Regions from separate parts of the Homo sapiens genome. Here region 2 is linked to region 1. A link is an interaction called in ENCODE POLR2A ChIA-PET data of the cell type or tissue named here. Cell type or tissue: A673. All regions are shown on one strand. Links, peaks and the distances in the headings refer to the core of each region. The heading gives the core; the rest is flanking DNA.

Region 1 (4,387 bases), core at 208-4,207:
TCTCCTCTTTTGTAAAAATGTTAATATTATTATTATTTAACTCTTTTTTTTTTTTTTTTTTTTTGAGACAGAGTCTTGCTCTGTCTCCCAGGCTGGAGTGCAGTGGCGTGATCTCGGCTCACTGCAAACTCCACCTCCCGGGTTCACGCCATTCTCCTGCCTCAGCCTCCGGAGTAGCTGGGACTACAGGCGCCTGCCACCACGCCTGGCTTATGTTTTGTATTTTTAGTAGAGATGAGGTTTCACTGTGTTAGCCAGGATGGTCTGGATCTCCTGACCTCGTGATCCGCCCACCTCGGCCTCCCAAAGTGCTGGGATTACAGGCGTGAGCCACCGTGCCCGGCTATTATTTAACTCTTAAAGAGTTTTTATAAGCATTAAGTGATATAATTGATGCAAAATGCTTACAATATTGCCTGTCAAATTTTAAGGGCTAAGTTTTAGCTGGCTTAATAGTTAGGGAACCGGGCAGGGTGCAGTAGCTCATGCCTGTAATTCCAGCAATTTGGGAGTACAAGGTGGGCTAACTGCTTGAGCCTAGGGGTTCGAGACCAGCCTGGGCAGCATGACAAAACGCCAGCTTTACCAAAAATACAAAAATTAGCCCAGCATGGTGGTGTGCATCTGTAGTCCCAGCTACTCGGTAGGCTGAGGTAGGAGGATCAATTGAGCCCAGGAGGTCAAGGCTGCAGTGAGTCATAATCACACCACTGCACTCCAGCCTGGGTGACAGAGTGAGACCCCGTGACAAAAAAAAAAAAAAGGTGGGGGGAACCAAAGTGAAGAGATTCATAAGAAATCAGCTTGGAACCCAAGTACTCCCACAGCTACAGAAGAAATGGCCAGATGAAACAATTGCAAAATCTACTTTCCCACACTTCTTGGTGTGAGTTGTATGAAAATAAAATTTGAAAGCTCAAAATAGGCAAAAGGTGTGTTTAAGATAAAGGTCCAGTAGAGTAGCAAGAAGGTGGTGCACTAAAAATAGTACGGAGAAGCAACAATCAAGAAACTCAGTAAGCTCCAGGATATTACACGTGGTACCCTGGCAGCTCTACACCCATCAGTGTAGTCTTTGCCCACTTGGAACACAGGAGGTTTCTCTTTAAAGTGCTAGTAAACATGTTAAAGAGAAGTATTTCCTGAGCATCAACTCACAACAAGCACTGTGCAATGAGCATGTGCAGTGCAGATATGATTAGTGGTAGTGATTAGCTGGGTGTGGTGGTGTATGTCTGTGATACCAGCTACTGGTATTATGAGCCTGGGCTGAGGCCAGAGGATTGCTTGAGACCAGCCTGGGCAACATAACAAGACCCAATCTCAAAAAAACAAAAGTTAGAGAAGTCTTCTAATCCTTAACGTAGCTTTCATCTCTTATATGTTGTATACAAGATAACCCTTGTCCTGATGCTCATATAAAAGTAGCACATTAAAAAAAAAACAAACCCAAAAAACAAAAAACTAAGCTGCTGGATTCAAGGGTTTTATCACTGCTAACTGCACTCCTCAGAGCTGTACAGTCACCTTGGTTCACACTGCTGAATGTTGAATAGATTCTTGTTCTACTCATAACAGTAAGCCAGTCTTTCCAATGGAACTCGGGCAGATCTGTGAAGTGAGTTGCTACAATAAGAATTGTGTACATGCATTGTCTACTATCATTTTTATGCAGATATCACAGTGACAATCAACAATGCAAAAATAATTTTTTTTTTTTTTTTTTGAGACAGAGTTTCGTTCTTGTTGCCCAGGCTGGAGTGCAATGGTGCGATCTCGACTCACTGCAACCTCTGCCTCCCGGGTTCAAGCAATTCGCCTGCCTCAGCCTCCCAAGTAGCTGAGATTATAGGTGCCTGCCACCACGCCCAGCTAATTTTTTGTATTTTTAGTAGATAAGGGGTTTCACCACGTTGGCCAGGCTGGTCTTGAACTCCTGACATCAGGTGATCCGCTTGCCTTGGCCTCCAAAAGTGCTGGGATTATAGGCATGAGCCACCACACCCGGATTTTTTTTTTTTTTTTTTTTTTTTTTTGAGATGGAGTCTTGCTCCATCGCCCAGGCTGGAGTGCAGTAGTGTGATCTCAGCTCACTGCAACCTCTGCCTCCCAGGCTCAAGCAATTCTCCTGCCTCAGCTTCCCAAGTAGATGGGACTACAGGCATGCGCCACCATGTCCAGCTAAATTTTGTGTTTTTAGTAGAGAAGGGGTTTGACCATGTCGGCCAGGCTGGTTTTGAACTCCAACTCTTGACCTCAGGTGATCCACCGCCTTGGTCTCCTGAAGTGCTGAGATTATAGGCGTGAGCCACCACAACTGGCCACATTTGAATATCTATACAATACTTCATAGGTAACTTTCATATATATTACCTAATCCCCACAATAGATATTACTGTGGTTGGTGTCAGATTAATCATTTTACAGATGATTAGCAGAGCCAGATAAAAATTAAGGCTCAATTGTATGGATGTACAATACTTAAACAATTCTGGACAGTCCTGATAAGTATGTTGGCTTTTTTTTTTTTTTTTTTTTTGAGACAGAGTCTCCCTCTGTTGCCCAGGCTGGAGTGCAGTGGCACGATCTTGGCTCACTGCAACCTCCACCTCCCAGGTTCAATCGATTCTCCTACCTCAGCCTCCCAAGTAGCTGGGATTATAGGCGCGCACCACCATGCCCTGATAATTTTTGTATTTTCAGTAGAGGCGGGGTTTCACTATGTTGGACAGGCTGGTCTTGAACGCCTGACCTCAGGTGATACACCCTCCATGGCCTCACACAGTGCTGGGATTACAGTCGTGAGCTACCGCACCCAGCAGTATTTTGGCTTTATTTCAGGGGATTGTTTCATTTATTTGTTTGCTTATTTATATTATTATTACTTTTCTGAGAGACATTGTCTCGCTTTGTTGCCCAGGCTAATCTCGAGCTCCTGGATTCAAGTGACCCTCTCACCTTGACTTCCCAAAGTGCTGGGATTACGGGCAGGAGCCACCGCACCCAGACAGGATTGTTTTTATAAGGTTGTTTTTGTTGCTGCAGCTATTGTTTGCAATAAAAATTCTTGTATGCAATTTTGTTTTGCATATGTATAAATATATACCTGTAAGATAAATTCTTAGGAGTAGAAGAGCTGGGTGAAATAACATAAAATACATTTATTAATATATATATATATATAGGCTGGGCATGGTGGCTCACGCCTGTAATCCCAGCACTTTGGGAGGCTGAGATGGGCAGATCAACTGAGGTTGGGAGTTCGAGAGCAGCCTGACCAACATGGTGAAACCCCGTCTCTACTAAAAATACAAAATTAGCTGGGCATAGTGGCGCATGCCTATAATCCCAGCTACTCAGGAGGCTGAGGCAGAATTGCTTGAACCTGGGAGGCGGAGGTTGCAGTGAGCCAAGATCGCACCATTGCACTCCAGCCTGGGCAAAAAGAGCAAAACTCTGTCTCAATAATAATAATAATAATAATTTTTTTTTACGTTGGTGTGGTGGCTTACAGCCATATTCCCAGAGCTTTGGGAGGCTCAGATGGGAGGATAGCTTGAGGCCAGGAGCTCAAGACTAGTCTGGTCAACATAGTGAGACTCTGCCTCTACACAAAATAAAAAAAATAAAAATAAAATAAGAAAAAAAAGTTTAATTGTTTTGGAGACAGGGTCTTGCTATCTTGCTCAGGCTGGTCTCAAGGTCCAGGCTCAAGTGATCCTCTTGCCTTAGCCTCCCAGATAGTTGGAATTACAATTACCAGTTGTACTAGTACGTGCCACTGTGCTGGCTCTAACAGTATGCTTTAAAGTTTTAATAATGTCTATTAAATGTTGATTTTTTAAAAATTAAGGCTAAGAAAATTCTCACCTGAGGTCTCATAAAAAACTGACAGGACTGAGACTCAGCTCTACAGACTGCCATATCTCATTCTACTCCACTACATAATTTTTCTTTTTCTTTTTTTTGAGATGGAGTTTTGCTCTTGTTGCCCAGGCTAGAGTGCACTGGCGCGATCTTGGCTAACCGCAACCTCCGCCTCCCGGGTTCAAGCGATTCTCCTGCCTCAGCCTCCCGAGTAGCTGGGATTGCAGGCATGCGCTACTACGCCCGGCTAATTTTGTATTTTTAGTATAGACGGGGTTTCTCCATGTTGGTCAGGCTGGTCTTAAACTCCCAACCTCAGGTGATCTGCCTGCCTCGGCCTCCCAAAGTGCTAGGATAACAGGCATGAGCTACACGTGCGGTCCCTTTTCTTTCTTTCTTTTTTTTTTTTTGAGATGGAGTTTTTGCTCTGTTGCCCAGGTGGGGGTGCAATGGCGCCATCTCGGCTCACTGCAACCTCTGCCTTCTGGGTTCAAGCGATTGTCCTGCCTCAGCCTCCCGA
Region 2 (4,387 bases), core at 174-4,173, 270 kb before region 1:
TTGTTAAAATTAGCTGGGCGTGGTTGCATGCGTCTGTAGTCCCAGCTACTCAGAATGTTGAGGTGGGAGGATTGCTTAAGCACAAGAATTCGAGGCTGCGGTGAGCCACAATTGCGCCACTGCACTCGAGGCTGGGAGATAGAGTGAGATCCTGTCTCTAAAAAAAGTGGGGGGCAAGGCAGTAGTGCCTGAGATCTTGCATCTCCATCTGGGGGAAAGGAAAAGTCACTCTCAGCGTAAATGATCAGGGTTGGGCTCAAGAGACCATGGGAGAGCAGGCTCCAGCTAGGTAAAGCCAGAGTGGGGCAAGGGATGCAGGGCTTGGTCTAAAAAGATCAGTTCAAAGATGCAGGATTTGCAATTCCAGAGTTAAACTCAGTGGCTTCCAAACTGGATCACCTGGGGGTCTCTTTTTAAATGGGTTCTTTTTTTTTTTTTTTTTTTTTTTTTTGAGACAGAGTCTCACTCTGTCGCCCAGGCTGAAGTGCAATGGCGTGATCTTGGTTCACTGCAACTGCCACCTCCCGGGTTCAAGCAATTCTCCTGCCTCAGCCTGCCAAGTAGCTGGGACTACAGGCGCCCACCACCACGCCGGGCTAATTTTTGTATTTTTAGTAGAGACGGGGTTTCGCCATGTTGGCCAGGCTGTTCTCAAACTCCTGACCTCAGGTGATCCATCCACCTCGGCCTCCCAAAGTTCTGGGATTACAGGCATAAGCCACCGCGCCCAGCCTTAAAATGGATTCTAAAGCCCTCTCCCTAGAGGTCTTGCTACAGGTGTATAGGGTTGGGCCTGGACGCCTCCATGCTAAAAACCTCTCCCAGGTAATTTTGACAGTGGAGCAGGTTTGGAAACCACTGGTTTTGCCTGTGAAGAAGCCGAAGGAAAAAGAGAAAAGGGCAGGGCAGGAAACAAACAAACAAAAAAAAAAATGGAGGGAGGGGGTGTCCAATGTGAGATGACTCACTGGGATGTGGCTGGCGGAGGGCTTCCCTGTGCTGAGTTCTGTTTTGGCCCCAGAAGGGCCTCTAGGAAGAACCAGTGCCTGTACCTGGTGTCCTGGGTGTGGGCCAAGCATTACCTGAGATGGAAATATGGGAAACAGTCCCTTCCCTTAACAAAAGTGTGACCCCCATACAGGGTGAGACAGTAAATACTTTAGGCTTTGCAGGGCACTCGACTCTGCCATTGTGGTGCAAAAGCAGTCATAGACAACGTGTAAGTGAAGAAGCGCCAGGGTTCTGCTAAAACTTTATTCATAGACACTGAACTTAACATTTCATAGAATTTCAGCAACGCAATACCATTCTTTTGCTTTTTCCCACTCATTTAAAAACTTAAAAAGCATTCTTGCCGGGCGTGGTGGCTCACGCCTGTAATCTCCGCACTTTGGGAGGCTGAGGCAGGTGGATCACCTAGCTCAGGAGTTCGAGGCCAGCCTGGCCAACGTGGTTAAATCCCACCTCTACTAAAAATACAAAAATTAGCCAGGCGTGATGGTGGGTGCCTGTTACCCAAGATACTCGGGAGGCTGAGGCAGGAGAATCGCTTGAACCCGGTAGGCAAAGGTTGCAGTAAGCCAACATCGCGCCACTGCACTCCAGCCTGGGCAACAGAGCAAAACTCCATCTCAAAAAAAAAAAAAAAAAAAAAAAAAAAAGCACTCTTAGCTCCTGGGCCCTACAAAAACAAGCAGCAGGCTGGATGTGGCCCCGATCCAGTAGATGGGACAGGACAAGCTCATGGGAAACAAGAACTGAGGCATCGGAATGAACCTGAGCATGGTGGCGGGGGGCTCCGTGGCACATGCATCCCACCAAGAGAGGTCATGCAATGCCCGTGCATCCTTCTGGGTCAGAGAGACCTGGGCTCCAATTCCAGCCCTGCCCCTTCCTAGTTGGGTAAGAGGCTTTCACTTCTGACCCTGTTTCCTCACACGGAAAATGCGAGCGATGATACCTTATCAAGAATGTGGCTGGGAAGATTCAAGAAGATACCAGATGTCAACTTCCTGACTCAGAGCACGGGTAAAACAAGTTAGAGCTTTTGTCCTGTGTAGCTGGACCCCTCCGTGGGTTCCAGAGGCCCTGTAAGGTGTGGAGATGGAGGCTGGCCCCGAGCCACAGATGGTGGTGGGACCCAGGGGTGGTAAAGTTTAACAGAGACTAAAAGCAAGGCTGAGCATGCGCGCATGTCCCAGCCTACGGTCCTCCCCCTTCTCCACCCCTGCAGAGGGGCTGGGGGCAGGGACTGGGCACCAACTGGCAGATGAGGATGCCCCCTGCCGTGGGCACGCTGCTGCGGGTCCACGACTCCTCAAGGGAGGGGCACCTGATCCAACTCTCCCTGCGGCTATTTACCAGAAGCTAAAAATAACCCAAGAGTGACAGGGAGATGGGGCCGATTTGTAATTTAAATAGCAACAGGATAAAGCAAGGAGCTGCCAGAGATCACATTCTGTCCTGAATTAACAATGCAAAACCAGGGGCAGAGAGCTGAGCTGAGCAGGGGGAGGGGACCACGGCCAGAGGAAGCCTGGGGTCCATCAATTTTCTTTCCTTTGAAAAGGGCGGGGCCCAGGCCCAGCCCGGAACTCCTTCCCTCCCCTCAGGGACCTGCAGTTCTTGCTGATCAGTGAGTCAAAGGCCAGAGAGGGCAGTGCCACACTGTCCCAGAGGCCAACGTGCAGGGATCGGGATCCCAGGAGAGGGTCTTATCTGACCTCATTTTGGCACAAGGAGCTTGGGACGTGCCCCCAGCAGCCCATGTCCCCCAGTCCCCGCACCAAGGGGCACAGCCACTTGGGCATTTTGGAGGGAACCTGGGAAGGCCAGTTTGATCAATGGCATTTGAAGAACTTATTTGGTGGCCTGCTGAGATGGTGGCCTGTGGGCCAAGCATGGGGAAGCCTGGAGTGGAGTCTCATTTTTGCCTCAGTTGGTGCCTTTCAGAGTTTTCAGAAAGGCCCCTCCAAGGTCCAGGGTGCCAGGGACAAGGGTTAGTACCAACTGGAGAAAACCTCTCTTCAATGACATACAAAGAGGGTGGGGAAGGAACTGGGACTGGACTCTAGGCTTCTGCAGGGCTCCAGTGTGACTGACAAGGGCTCTCGGCCTATAGATGCCTGGAAAAGGCTAATCAGAGATTGCAGAGTAGGCAGTGCTTTGGAGGCCACTGGGCCGCAGCTTACAAATGAGGAGCTAAGGTTGGCAGAAGTTAAGCAATGTGTTGAGATCACAGAGCCAGTAACTGGTGGAGCCAGGATCCAGACTGAGATCTGTTTCTCTCCAAAGCCCTTTTTACTCTGTCAGGCTTGCAAAGGCCTAGACTTTCATCCTTGAGGATCTTGCTTTTGGCTCTGTACAAAGTGTACATATCTCTGGGTGTGGTAATAGGATAGGTAGTAAGGGGGCTGAAAGGTAGCTATGCAATCAGGGCTTATGACCCTACAGATGTGAGTGGGAGGCTTGGAAGGCAGGAGACACACTGACCGTGTCGTGGGGGCTTGGTGTAGTCCAGGGTGGGGACAGATGGAAACTTTTGAGCAGATGCAGCTGACCCAGACTAAGGGGAGAGCTGTGCAGGCTCCTCTCTCACCTCCAATCCAGGAAATTGGGAGGTGCCAAAGGACAGCTTTCAAGAGACATGGTGGTTTGAAGGACCACCTTTGGCTGCTGGGCCGCCAGTGCTGTGCCTGCAGCTCTCTTGCCTCAGCAGGAGAGGGTCTCCAGCCCCTCCTCCAGGTTTCCTCCTGCTCATGACTTTCGTGAAGCTACCCAAAAGGAACCTAGTCAAATGTCCATCTGTCACTAGCCAGCAGCACCTGCAACCCAGCTCAGACACATCTGTCTCCTCTGTGGGGGCAGAGGCCCAGCACTTCAGCAGGGGCCAGTGATCAGCAGGTGATCCCAGGCTCTGGGTTGCTCCCAAAGGCTTCAGCAGGTGCCCAGATCACAGGCATAGCTAATGGGGAGGCATGCACTTAAACTTCAAAATCCTTGTAGGACAGGCATGGTGGCTCACGCCTGTAATCCCAGAATGTTGGAAGGCCAGGGCGGGCCAATCACTTGAGGCCAGGAGTATGAGACCAGCCTGGGCAACATGGCGAAACCCTGTCTCTACTAAAAATACAAAAATTGCCAGGTGTGGTGGGACATACTTGTAATCCCAGCTACTTAGGAGGCTGAGGCAGGAGAATCGCTTGAACCTGAGAGGCGGAGGTTGCAGTGAGCTGAGATCATGCCACTGCACTCCAGCCAGGGCAACAGAGCAAGGCTCTGTCTCCAAACTCTCCATGTCTCACCATGGCCACTTAGGCAAACAAGAAGCCAGTCTCCCTCCCTCCCTCTGCCCAGCCTTCTGAACACCTGTATTCAACCCATGGCA

Evidence for each region. Peaks named below come from ENCODE experiments on the same cell type or tissue, not always from the same donor. Only the 100,000 strongest peaks of a DNase experiment are listed, where the experiment ranks them.
Region 2: POLR2A ChIA-PET joins it to region 1 with 11 read pairs; 6 of 35 experiments call an interaction of 5 or more read pairs at or near these places.

The regions. Positions count from the first base shown.
Region 1 is chr11:46,610,962-46,615,348 of GRCh38, forward strand. The region is part of intron 2 of HARBI1 (harbinger transposase derived 1); the gene reads right to left. Among named protein-coding and RNA genes, the nearest start is that of HARBI1, 4.1 kb to the right of the region's middle. In A673, for the core only: no CTCF peak of the experiment used is centred there; no DNase peak of the experiment used is centred there.
Region 2 is chr11:46,336,863-46,341,249 of GRCh38, forward strand. It overlaps a transcript of DGKZ not described here. Among named protein-coding and RNA genes, the nearest start is that of DGKZ, 8.4 kb to the right of the region's middle. RefSeq lists enhancers at 1-86, 2,277-3,006. In A673, for the core only: no CTCF peak of the experiment used is centred there; a DNase peak (open chromatin) is centred at 2,309; H3K27ac peaks cover 2,153 bases.